Regions from separate parts of the Homo sapiens genome. Here all the other regions are linked to region 1. A link is a contact called in ENCODE Hi-C or POLR2A ChIA-PET data. All regions are on one chromosome and are shown on one strand. Each heading gives the region's core, a stretch centred on a gene start or an enhancer-like site at or near the end of the contact. The rest is flanking DNA. Distances are from core to core; before and after follow the strand shown.

Region 1 (3,513 bases), core at 269-2,768:
TCCAGGCAGGGAGGGCCTGCTAGGGCATGCTAGGGAAGCCAGAGGCCCTTGGGAGCAATGAGGAGCCCGATGCTGAAGGACAGCAGCGTGAGTCAGCATTTCAGAAAGATCCCTTCAGTGTCCGAAGCAGGACCAGAAGCTTGGCCCAGGGCAGTGCCAGGAGGGAGGGCAAGAAGTGAGTGGATTTAAGAGACACTGAGGAGATACAAGACTCCTCAAAGAGCATTTATTTCCTGGAGATGAAGACAGAGTGGACACGAAGCAAGCTGACACTCAGGGACTGTAGCTGTGGGATTTTGAACAGAGGAGCATGCTCAGAACAGGGGGCTTCCTAAGGACTTCTCCCCACAGCCAGCCACTGCCCCTCCTACAAGGAGTCCTGCACCACACCCCATTCCATCCCCGTGTGGAGGGCAAAGGCCTCAGACCCACAGGAGGAGGCCCATAGAGCAAGGTGGAGAAGAAAGCCCAGCTCCCCTCGAGGGGGGTGCCAGGGTGGCCCAGTCAGCGGGCAGTGGACCAACTTCTCCTCCAACTCTATCTCCATCTGGCTACCTGCCTAGGGCTGCCCTCAGCCTCTTCCTGTGTGCCTTGGAGCCAGCCCCTCGCTGCTCTGACCCTCAGTCTCCTCTTGTGTAAAGGGAAGGTAACAATTCTTAGCAAGTGAGGCTGCTGTGATCATTCAGTGAAGTGGCTGGCAGCTGCCATGCCCAGAGGGGATGCTCAAAGGGCGTCAGTTCCTTTCTCTCAGTAAATGATTCCTTTTATGTGTGATGTGTCCTTTCCAATTTACAAACCCTCTTCATTTACCTGCACACAACCCCGTGAGATGAATATTAGCCTCACCCCGGTGGACCGCCTGGGCGGGCAAACGCTCTCTCACGCTGGCGGGCAGGATTTGAACCCGGGTTCCTAGGGCTCTGCAGGCCGCCACTGTCCCCGTCCTCTCTCTGTCTCCGGCTTCTCCCGCCTGGCCTGCCGCGGCCCGCCGCCCCCTCCTTCCTCCCCTCTTCCGCCCGCCCCCTGCCCCCTGCCTCCTCCCTCCGCCTTCTCCCACCCCCTGCCCCTCGCGACTTCCCCCTCCCCCCCGATCCTCCGGCGCCGCCCCCTCCTCCTCCTTGTCCTCGCAGCCCAAATACGCGACACCTGGAGCAATAGCAGCCGCCCGGCGGCCTGGGCCTCATTACAGGCCGGCCCTTATCGCGGCGTGCATCACATTATTTCATTTCAAAGAATCCGCAGAGAAACCCGTCCCGGCCGACAACAGAAAGTAAAAACACAGCTGACTCCCATTAGGGCCCTCTCACAGGCTCCGCGTGAGGTAATGAAATATGGAAGCGGTGAGATATGTAATGCTTTATTAAGCGGTCTCAGCTACAACGGCGTGCATGCCAATTACGCCTGCAGGCTACCGCCCGCCCCCGGCTGCCGGACCACCCAGCGCGCCTCCCCCCGAGTCCCGGACGGGGAGAGGAGGAGCCAGGGGAGGAGGCGGGAGGAAGGGAAGGATGGGGAGGACAATGGGGGAAGAAGAGGGAGGATGGAGGAAGGGGGTGTGAGGGAAGGAGGAGAGAGGAAGAGGAGACAGCGGAGGTGACCAGTGCCAGCTGTGGGTCACAGCCTCATGTGGCCTGAAAGCCAGGCCTATTCTCTCCCCGAGGCCAATAGGCCCCTGGGAATCTCAGAGCTGGAGGACGCCTAGATTCCTGGAAGACCAGAAACGGAATCGCCAAAAATAAGGCTCAGAGAGGGAAGGACACTTACTGAAGTCACACAGATGAATCCTGAACAAGTTTGGAGGGAAATCAGGCCTCCTGTTTCTTAAACTAGATAGCTTCCATTCTATCAGACTACCTCTTCTTTTTCCCCTAATAATGTCTAAATGACAAAGTCCCGGACTTGTGTGGATGAGAGACGTGTTCATTTTTTACATCTGCCCTTCTGATGCCCTGAAATCCTCTGTGCTCCACCCTCCCCACACCCCCACCAACACATACACACTCTAACTGATCCTACATGTTTGCCGGAGAACACCTCATTTATTCAGTAATAAGAACTGAACAGCTACTGTGGCCAGGTGCTGAAGAAACAAAAATGAAACATTCATGCTGTCTGCCCTGGAAGAGCTCACAGTCTGGCAGGTGAAAATAACACCTAAACCAATAAGAGAGAGTGTACGGCCTTAGTGGAGTACCTGTCGCATAAAGAGAATCAGGCAGATCTTCCCATAAGGTCAGGGAAGCCCCAGGACATGTGATGTTGGTACAGTCTTGTGAGGTGAATAGGAGTTAGGAGAATAGGAGGAGAAAGCCCTGAGAAACCTGCCTATGAAAACTTTGGAGCACTGAGTATCCACAACTCATTCAAGGAATGACTAATATTTTTAGGAGGAAGGAATAGGACCAATGTTAGCTAAAGTGTAGAGATGGAGAGCACCAGAGGTTTTGTTAAAGTAAATTATTTAAATCAGTGAAAGGCAGGGTACTCATTCGTTTCTTGATAATTGTTTTCCTTTTAACCTTGCTCCCAATAGAATTTCTGCAAGCTATTCATACTATTTTAGAGTAGAAAGGTTCAGACCTCTGTTTTCATCATACAGGTGACATTACCCCCATTTTACAGATGAGGCTCTGAGAAGTAATTTGTATCACACAGAAAAAAAAAATGGGACTTTCATTTATTGTGAACTTAGTATGTGCCAGGTACTCTACTAAGGATTTTATATACATTTATTATCTCATTTGATCTTCAAAAAAAAAAACAAAAAACAAAATCCTGTGAGAACGTTTCCTAAAACTAACTTCTTTCACTCTTTATGTCTTCGGACAGGCTGTTCCTCCTGCCTTACAAGTCTTCCTTTTCCTTTACCTGGTGCACTATTTAGGCTTCTGGCTAAATAATGGGCTTCAGACAAAAGAGCCAACAATACAGTAGTTCAGATAGGGTAGAAGTTTATGCACTTCTCATGTAATGGCTTGAAGATAGGCATGTGGCCCAAGGTGAATGGGACAGATGTGCTCACCAAGCTCATCTGGGGGCTCAGGTTCGTTCTATTTTGTTGTCCCACCATCTCCTTATGGCCAAAACTTGTTCACTCACATCATGGCCACATTCCAGCCATGGGAAGTGGTGGCAAGCGATTTCACTTCCACTTGCTTTTAGTTAGTATAGAAACTCAGTCCCATGGCTTCACCTAGCTGCAAAGAAGGATGATAATTATCATCTCTAACTAAGTGGCCATGTGTCCTGCTAAATCTGAGAGGAATATTTCTGTTATTTAAAGGAAGAAGAGAAGAACAAAATGGGGAATGAACAACATACGCCACCACCCCTACTTGTCATTTATGGTCCAGTTTGAATGTTTCCTCCTCTGTGAAGCCTTCTTGGATACTTCCCCAATTAATTATCCCATCATCTGTGTTGTTTTTGTTTTTGTTTTTTGAGACCAGTCTCGCTCTGTTTCCCAGCCTGGAGTGCAATGGCGCAATCTCAGCTCACTGCAACCTCTGCCTC
Region 2 (3,513 bases), core at 738-3,237, 55 kb before region 1:
CCAATAAATTTTCTCTTGAACGACCTCTCTCCTCTGGGCCCTAGACCAGGGCAAGGAGCCCGACTTGGACCTCAGTCTCTGCTGTTTCCTGGCCACGTGACATTAGGCAGGCCCATTCCTCTTTACTCTCTCTGGGTCTCAGTTTCCTATGCGGTAGAATAGCAGGACAGACTTGGACAATCAGTACTGTTCCTTCCATTTTTTATCTTTGTGGGATCCATGGGTCCCTGTTGCAAATGAGGTCAAGGGGAGCGAGCCACAGGAACTCATAGCATTCATTCCCAAATTCATTTATACCTCACTTCACACACAGTCACACATTTGTTCAGCCACAGACAGTAAATGCCAGCCCTGCCCCCCATTTCACATACCAGGCTAGGGACTAGGCACTGAAGCTGTCGCAAGTGAAGGAGGCATTTACCATCCCTGCCGTGGGCACCCACAGTCTACCACGGAAGAAGAGAAACTGAAGAAGTAAATTGCAAATGCACAGAGTATTATGCAAAAGGAAGGAAAGCCACTGAAGTTTGTAATAGACAGAACTCTCCTCTAACAGGGGCAGACAGGGCATCAGGGAAGCTCCCTACCACCTCCTTTTCACCCTGGAAGAAATTATGCTTAAGGGAGACCTGAATGGTGTAAGAGAGGAGTCAGGCAGCAGAAGAAGTCGGGAAGAAATCCAGAGAATGCAGAGAAGGGCTGAGTGGCTGGAGACGGTGAGGAAGGAGGGATGATGGTGAGGGTGGAACTAGACATAGCTTTGGTTGTGGGAAGCTGAGGAAAGTCTCATGTGGCACCTTCTGCGTCTCTGTGAGTAGGGAACAAGGTGTCTTCTGGGTAAGAGGATAGGATGGAAAGGGTGGGTGAAGATCTGAGAAGAGAGAAGAGAATTTGTGTACTTCAACAGAAAGGCTGCAGACTGTGATTGGGTCCTAGCTGAAGTTGGTAACCATGATGTAGAGTAATCCATGATCCTACTCTCTCCCAGACCCCATGCTGAGCACTGGAGCTCATGTGGAAAGGAATTCTCTGAAGACTCCTCTCTATTTGCTTATTTTCATTTATTGGAGCAAGAATGGATGCCTGGCCCCTTCAGAAGCCCAAAGCAGTTAAACAGTCCATTATGTGCAGTTGTACAGGTTGTTCATTGTTCAAGACACCCTGCCAAGAGGGAAATGGTGGCTGAAAAATTCATTTCTTGTTTTGCTCTCCAAGCTATGTGCATTGCCACAGGGCTGTGTCCTTTGCCGGGGGGTGGTGGGGGGCGAAAAGGGCTCCTCTTTTCAATTTTTCCAAAGATACCATCCCCTCTGCAGCAGCCTCACTATGAGCATGCTGGGCAATGCCTGCACAGGGGCATCTTTTCCTAATTCTCACAACATGTGCAGGCACCACAGGTTCTGAGTGAGTCAGGAAAGCTAGAGATGCACTTTCTTTTCAACAGTTCTAAGAAATGAGAAGGTTAGATATCAAGGCATCTCAGCACCTCCTCCAAGAGGGAGGTGTGAGCATAAGCTACAGGCTTTTTGTAGAAAGAAAGCTCTTTGATACCCAGCATGAGGGTCAAAGAAATATGAGCCAGAGAAATATTGCAGTTTAGAGTCCCTCACTGTGAAAACTGAGAGGGAACTCCGGGCCATCTTATTTCATCCCCTCTCTTTTAGATGAGACAGCAGAGGACCAGAGAAGTCACATGGCTTCCCTGAATCACACTGCAGTGTTCAGGACAGTGGCAGGGCTCTCTCTCCGCTGCTGCCTCTGCCAGGCCCATCCCAGGAAGTCCTCATGTGAGCCCCTGAGAGCAGGAGTCAAGCAAGCCTGTCCCTTTCAGGACTCCCAACACACACACACACACACACACACACACACACACCCGCAATTCTGGTGCCCTGGTGGCTGCCTTCAGCGCGGACAAGGGCCAGGCTCTATGTTCACCAGACTGTAAAACTTGGAGCCGCTGAGCAGGCTCCGGAATCTTTCCACACCACCCCTCCCAAGGGATTTCCCAAGGGATTTCAATTTCACTTTGCTTTTATCTAAATATATCCCTGCGCCTTATCTCACAGGAAACAGAGTAGCACCTCTCCCAGGAGACTGAGCAGCCCAGGGGCCATGCAGAGCTTCCCAGGCCAATACTGCTGGGCAGTGGTGGTCTCAGGGGATGGGAAAGACAGAGGAGACAGCCTCAGGCTTCTCACAGGCACCCAGCTACCCCCATCACCACCACCACCTTTCCCCAACATGGACCCAGACCCATTCTCATCCAGGGAAGGACTAATTAGGAAGGGACGCACCAGCTTAACTGGAGACCTGTAAATTTCACAGATGGGTTTTTTGTTATTGTTATTATTACTGTTGCTGATGTTTTTAAGCAATGAGTTTGTTTATTTTTTTCCATCATAGGGATGTTTCTCCATTTTCTTTATCTCTTTGTCTCTGTGTTTCAGAGTGTCTTGGAAACTGGAAGAAAGAGACCACTGCCAGTCAGGGTCACCCAACTCTGAGCAGACAAGGGCTGCCAATATACAGGTGCTTGGGGGGTAAGACCAGAATGCCATATTTGTGACTTAGTCTTTTTAACCTTTTATTGTAAAATAACAGAAAACCATACAAAGCAAACATATCATTTAATGAATCACTCTAAGGTGAATACCTTTGTAACCATTCCCAAGGTAAGAAATAAAGCTGTGTCCGTCACCATAGAAGCCCCTCCAGGTGCCTCCTCTCTCTTCTCCAAAAGTAACCACAAATTCTAACTTTTTTTTTTTTTTTAAACGGAGTCTCACTCTGTCACCCAGGCTGGAGTGCAGTGGCATATTCTCTGCTCACTGCAAGCTCCGCCTCCTGAGTTCACGCCATTCTCCTGCCTCAGCCTCCCAAGCAGCTGGGACTACAGGTGCCCACCACCACGGCTGGCCAATTTTTTAGTAGAGACAGGGTTTCACCGTGTTAGCCAGGCTGGTCTTGATCTCCTGACCTTGTGATCCACCCGCCTCGGCCGCCCAAAGTGCTGGGATTACAGGTATGAACCACCGTGCCAATTCTAACTTTTGTAATTACTATTTTCTTGCTTTTCCTTATAATTTGATCACCTAAATGTACATCCCTAGACACTATCATTCAGTCATGTTCATTTCCTATATTTGATGTCTTTTAGGTCTCTTGTAATCCCCAGCCTTCCACTGCCATCCCTTGCTCTACCTGACAGTTTATCCATGGAAGTACCCTGGCTCTTTGACCTAAAGAGTTTCCAGGCCGGGTGCGGTGGCTCACACCTGTAATCCCAGTACTTTGGGTGGCTGAGGCGGGGGGATCACGAGGTCAGGAGATCGAGACCATCCTAGCTAACACGGTGAAACCCCGTCTCTACTAAAAATACAAAAAATTAGCCGGGCGTGGTGGTGGGCGCCTGTAGTCCCAGCTACTCGGGAGGCTGAGGCAGGAGAATGGCGTGAACCCGGGAGGCGGAGCTTGCAGAGAGCCGAGATCGCGCCACTGCACTCCAGCCTGGGT
Region 3 (3,513 bases), core at 459-2,958, 37 kb before region 1:
AGGGAGGAAACCCATCATGACTTTGTGGTAAGGGTCCTGGGATCATTTGATTTGTCTTGGCCTCTTTCTCTATTAGTAAAAATAGGCTTAGATCACAGACAGGAAAAGTGCTTTGAAAGGCATGAAAAGCCCCTGCAAATGGGAGGAAGAAGAGAGTCATTTCTGTCATAGCTCCTCACCAACTGAGTGATGCCCCTTGGCTTCCAGGCAGAAATGAATCCGAGGGCCCAGGGCCCAGTCAGGAGAACAACCCCACTGACTCTTCATCCAGGACCCCACTCCAGCATGGAGGCTGGGAGGCAGGGGCAGGGGAGAGGGTGTGGGAACGACAAGCATGGCCCTGGTGCTGCGCTCTAGGTTCCACCCCCGCTGCTCTTCCCCTTCCTTAGTAGGTAAGTGGCTAGAGCATGGATGCTGGAGCCAAGAGCCTGGGTTAGAATTTAGGCTTTGCCCCTTCTTATCTGCGTGGCCTTAAGCAGGTCCCCTAATCTCCCTGTGCCTCAATTTCCTGATGTGTAATGAGGTGCACTTGCCTCACAGAGTTGTCACAAAGATTAAATGATTTAACATACACAAAGGGCTTAGAGCAGCACCCCACACATAAGAAGCACAATTACGTGTTAGCCGTTAATACCATCTGAGGCTTCTCCTTGGTGTTGAGTCCTCCAGGAAGCTTTCCTGACCCCACAGGCTGGGTTACACTCCACTTTGCTCCCACAGGCTACTGTGCTTCCCTCTAGCAATCCCCTTATCTTCCTGTAGTTAAGTCCTATTCTTGAGCCCACTTCACAGAAAAGGAAACTGAAACTCATAGAAATTAGATGACTTGTCTCTTTGCCCTGATCATCCATCCTTGGCTCAAACATCTCCAATTAGAGGAAAATCCCCCCCTTCCAACCACCGCATGTATCCTGGGCAGGCGGTACCATCTGAGCTGAGTTTTGCAGGGTAAGAGTTAACCAGGAGAAAGTGGGGCCTGAGATAGGAGGTATTTCCAGCAGACGCCAAGCAGGATAAAGCAGCCAAGGTGAGAAACTCCCAGTGTGTGAGGTACCTCTAGCAGTTAGGTGGTGCTGGAGCACAAAGTGAGGTAGGGTGCCAGGAGGGGACAAAGATGGAGAGGTGGGCTCTACCACATCACCACGGCCTGGGATGCCAGGCCAGGAGGCTCAGACATGAAGCTGCAGCCACAGGGAGGCCAGCAGACCGTTTTCAGCATCACATGGAAATGGCCAGATTTCCCTTGAGGGCCCTCAGTGAGCAATAAGCACTGTGCAAAGCTTACTATTATGGCTAATAATGGTTTATCACTCTGCACCATAATTGCCATTTACATGTCCATCTTCCACTAATTCATAAAGCCCACTAGGGCAGGTTGTGTGGGTCTCGCTCATCCCTGTGTCCATATGCTTGACACAGAGCAGACACTCAAAAGATGTTCTGTCAAATTATTAATAATTACTTAACAAGAAAAGGTAGCACATGATGCCAACTGTTGTGAGTTGTTTTGCAGAGAAAAAACTCTGGAGTCAGGCAGCCCTCAGTCCAAACACTGAAGCCCCAGTCTCACCGCGGAACGACCTTGGCAAGTCGCATTCCATCTCTGAGTCTCAGCTTCCTCCTCCTCCAAGTGAGTTTAATAATTCCTTCCTCTTGGGGTCAGGGTGGAGCTCCCAGCACAGTGCTTGACACACAAGTAGGTGACTAATACCAACTCAACAAATAGCAACTAAAAGAATGATATGAAGATATCTGGGCCGGGCATGATGGCTCATGCCTGTAATCCCAGCACTTTCGGAGGCTGAAGCAGGCAGATAGCTTGAGCTCGGGAGTTTAAGACCAGCCTGGGCAACATGGCAAAACCCCGTCTATTAAACAAACAAAAAAAAAGTAGCCAGGTGTGGTGGCTTATGCTTGTAGTCCCAGCTACTTGAGAGGCTGAAGTGGGGGGATCACATGAGACTGGGAGGTGGAGGTTACAGTGAGCAGAGATTGCACCACTGCACTCAAGCCTGGGCGACAGAGGGAGACCCTGTCTCAAAAAAAAAAAAAAAATCTCTCTGCACAAAGTTGCAAAACCACTGCCTATTTCAGACATTGGCAAACAGGAGAGAGAGTGTAAAGGGGCAGAATTTTGAATCTGAGAAATATAGATTTGAATCCTGGTGCTGTTCTTTCCTAGCTATGCAACCTTAGCGAAGTAAATGAACCTCTCTGGTTTCCTAATGTGTTCATTCCGGGCATTATCAATAATACCAATCTCAAAGAGTTACTGCATGGACTAAAGGAGATAACGGATGTGAAAGTGCTTTGTATACAAATGTGGGCGATTATTATTATCATGACAGTTCATAAAACCCGGGTGGAGATTTTTGTTACAAACAAGTTCTCTCCCATCCCACCAGCAGTCCAGGGGCTGGCCCAGTGCTTTGTTCCCAGGAAGGGCATAGCTGGAGGGGCCGGCTGGGTTGGGGCAGAGGCCAGGGCGGGCTCCTCACTCCCACCATCTGCACTGCGGGGTCAGCCCATCTGTCCAGCAGTGGGCACACATGTGGCCTCATCTGAGGGTATGAGGTCGTCGGGGTCAAGCAGGAGAAAATTGGGGGCAGATGAGGGGAAGGTTCCAGCTTATTTTTAGAAAAGGGGGAAAGAGAGGAAGACAGGAAGGGCCTTGTTCGTCAGTATTTCCACCATGTGGATGGCAGGCGGGAGGGTGGGCAGGCAGCCAGGCCAAGGCTAGAGACAAAGATGTGTCCACTTCTGCAGCTGCTGCCACAACCACCACAGGATGGCCATCCCCGCCCACCCCACCAGCCTAGGACTGGTCCCAAGCCTGCACCCTGCCCCTTGGGGGACCCCTCTCCTCCCAGAACAAATTGAATTAGAATGGTAAATCAGATTGAATTTTTAAATTAATTGATTTATTTTTAAATTAATTTTAAAGCATCATAAAGAACCAAGATTACAAATTCCATCCTTCAAACATGCATTAAGCACCTATTCCGTGCTATTTCTGTGTCAGGCACTGGGAATGAAATTAATAAATTTAAGAAGGTCCAGTTGGTGGAAGAGCCCCTAATTCCAGTAGCAAAGAAGGATTGGAAGTTCCGTGAAAGTACAGACTATGTCTGTCTTGCTCACAGCTGTATTTCCAGCGCCTAGCACATAGGCAGCACTCAATAAGCACCTACAGAATCAGTTGCAACTATCCAACCCAAGGCAGGCTGAGGGGTTATATAAAGACACAGACACAGAGCAAAAGGGACCTGCAGAGACTGCCAATACCAGCTGTGTGATCTAGGAAGGCTCCCAGAAGAGTTGGCAATTGTGAGCTTTGAAGGCTGGAGGAGGTAATGGAGAGTGTACAGTATAAGCATAATGTAGGAGGTGGGGAAGTTTAAACCATGCATGAGACATGCAAGTGGGAGAAGAAGACCCAGGGCAGGAAAGAATGGGTTTGGGAACTGTGTCCCCCTTTGTACATTCAACCTCAGGTGACTGCACAGCCCAGCC

What was found. A loop is a pair of places that touch in the nucleus more often than their neighbours do. ChIA-PET counts read pairs that join two places held with the same protein, here RNA polymerase II (POLR2A). Pooled maps may share reads with other maps.
Region 2: a map of heart left ventricle shows a loop between it and region 1 (4-fold over the local background). The contact joins two enhancer-like sites. A Hi-C loop is called at or near these places in 8 of 168 maps with a recorded cell type or tissue (Right ventricle myocardium inferior, aorta, ascending aorta and 4 more) and 5 of 50 pooled maps. POLR2A ChIA-PET finds 5 or more read pairs at or near these places in 3 of 52 experiments (H1, MCF 10A and OCI-LY7).
Region 3: a map of endothelial cell of umbilical vein shows a loop between it and region 1 (3-fold over the local background). The contact joins two enhancer-like sites. A Hi-C loop is called at or near these places in 7 of 168 maps with a recorded cell type or tissue (aorta, ascending aorta, endothelial cell of umbilical vein and 3 more) and 6 of 50 pooled maps. POLR2A ChIA-PET finds 5 or more read pairs at or near these places in 3 of 52 experiments (MCF 10A, OCI-LY7 and T-cell).

The regions. Positions count from the first base shown.
Region 1 is chr1:47,531,181-47,534,693 of GRCh38, reverse strand. No RefSeq gene overlaps it. Among named protein-coding and RNA genes, the nearest start is that of FOXD2, 95 kb to the right of the region's middle. Within about 2 kb of position 1,518, at least 7 of the 41 ENCODE cell types and tissues checked have a DNase peak (open chromatin) inside an H3K27ac peak, as active enhancers do.
Region 2 is chr1:47,586,770-47,590,282 of GRCh38, reverse strand. No RefSeq gene overlaps it. Among named protein-coding and RNA genes, the nearest start is that of LINC01738, 100 kb to the left of the region's middle. Within about 2 kb of position 1,987, at least 3 of the 41 ENCODE cell types and tissues checked have a DNase peak (open chromatin) inside an H3K27ac peak, as active enhancers do.
Region 3 is chr1:47,568,171-47,571,683 of GRCh38, reverse strand. No RefSeq gene overlaps it. Among named protein-coding and RNA genes, the nearest start is that of LINC01738, 120 kb to the left of the region's middle. Within about 2 kb of position 1,708, at least 4 of the 41 ENCODE cell types and tissues checked have a DNase peak (open chromatin) inside an H3K27ac peak, as active enhancers do.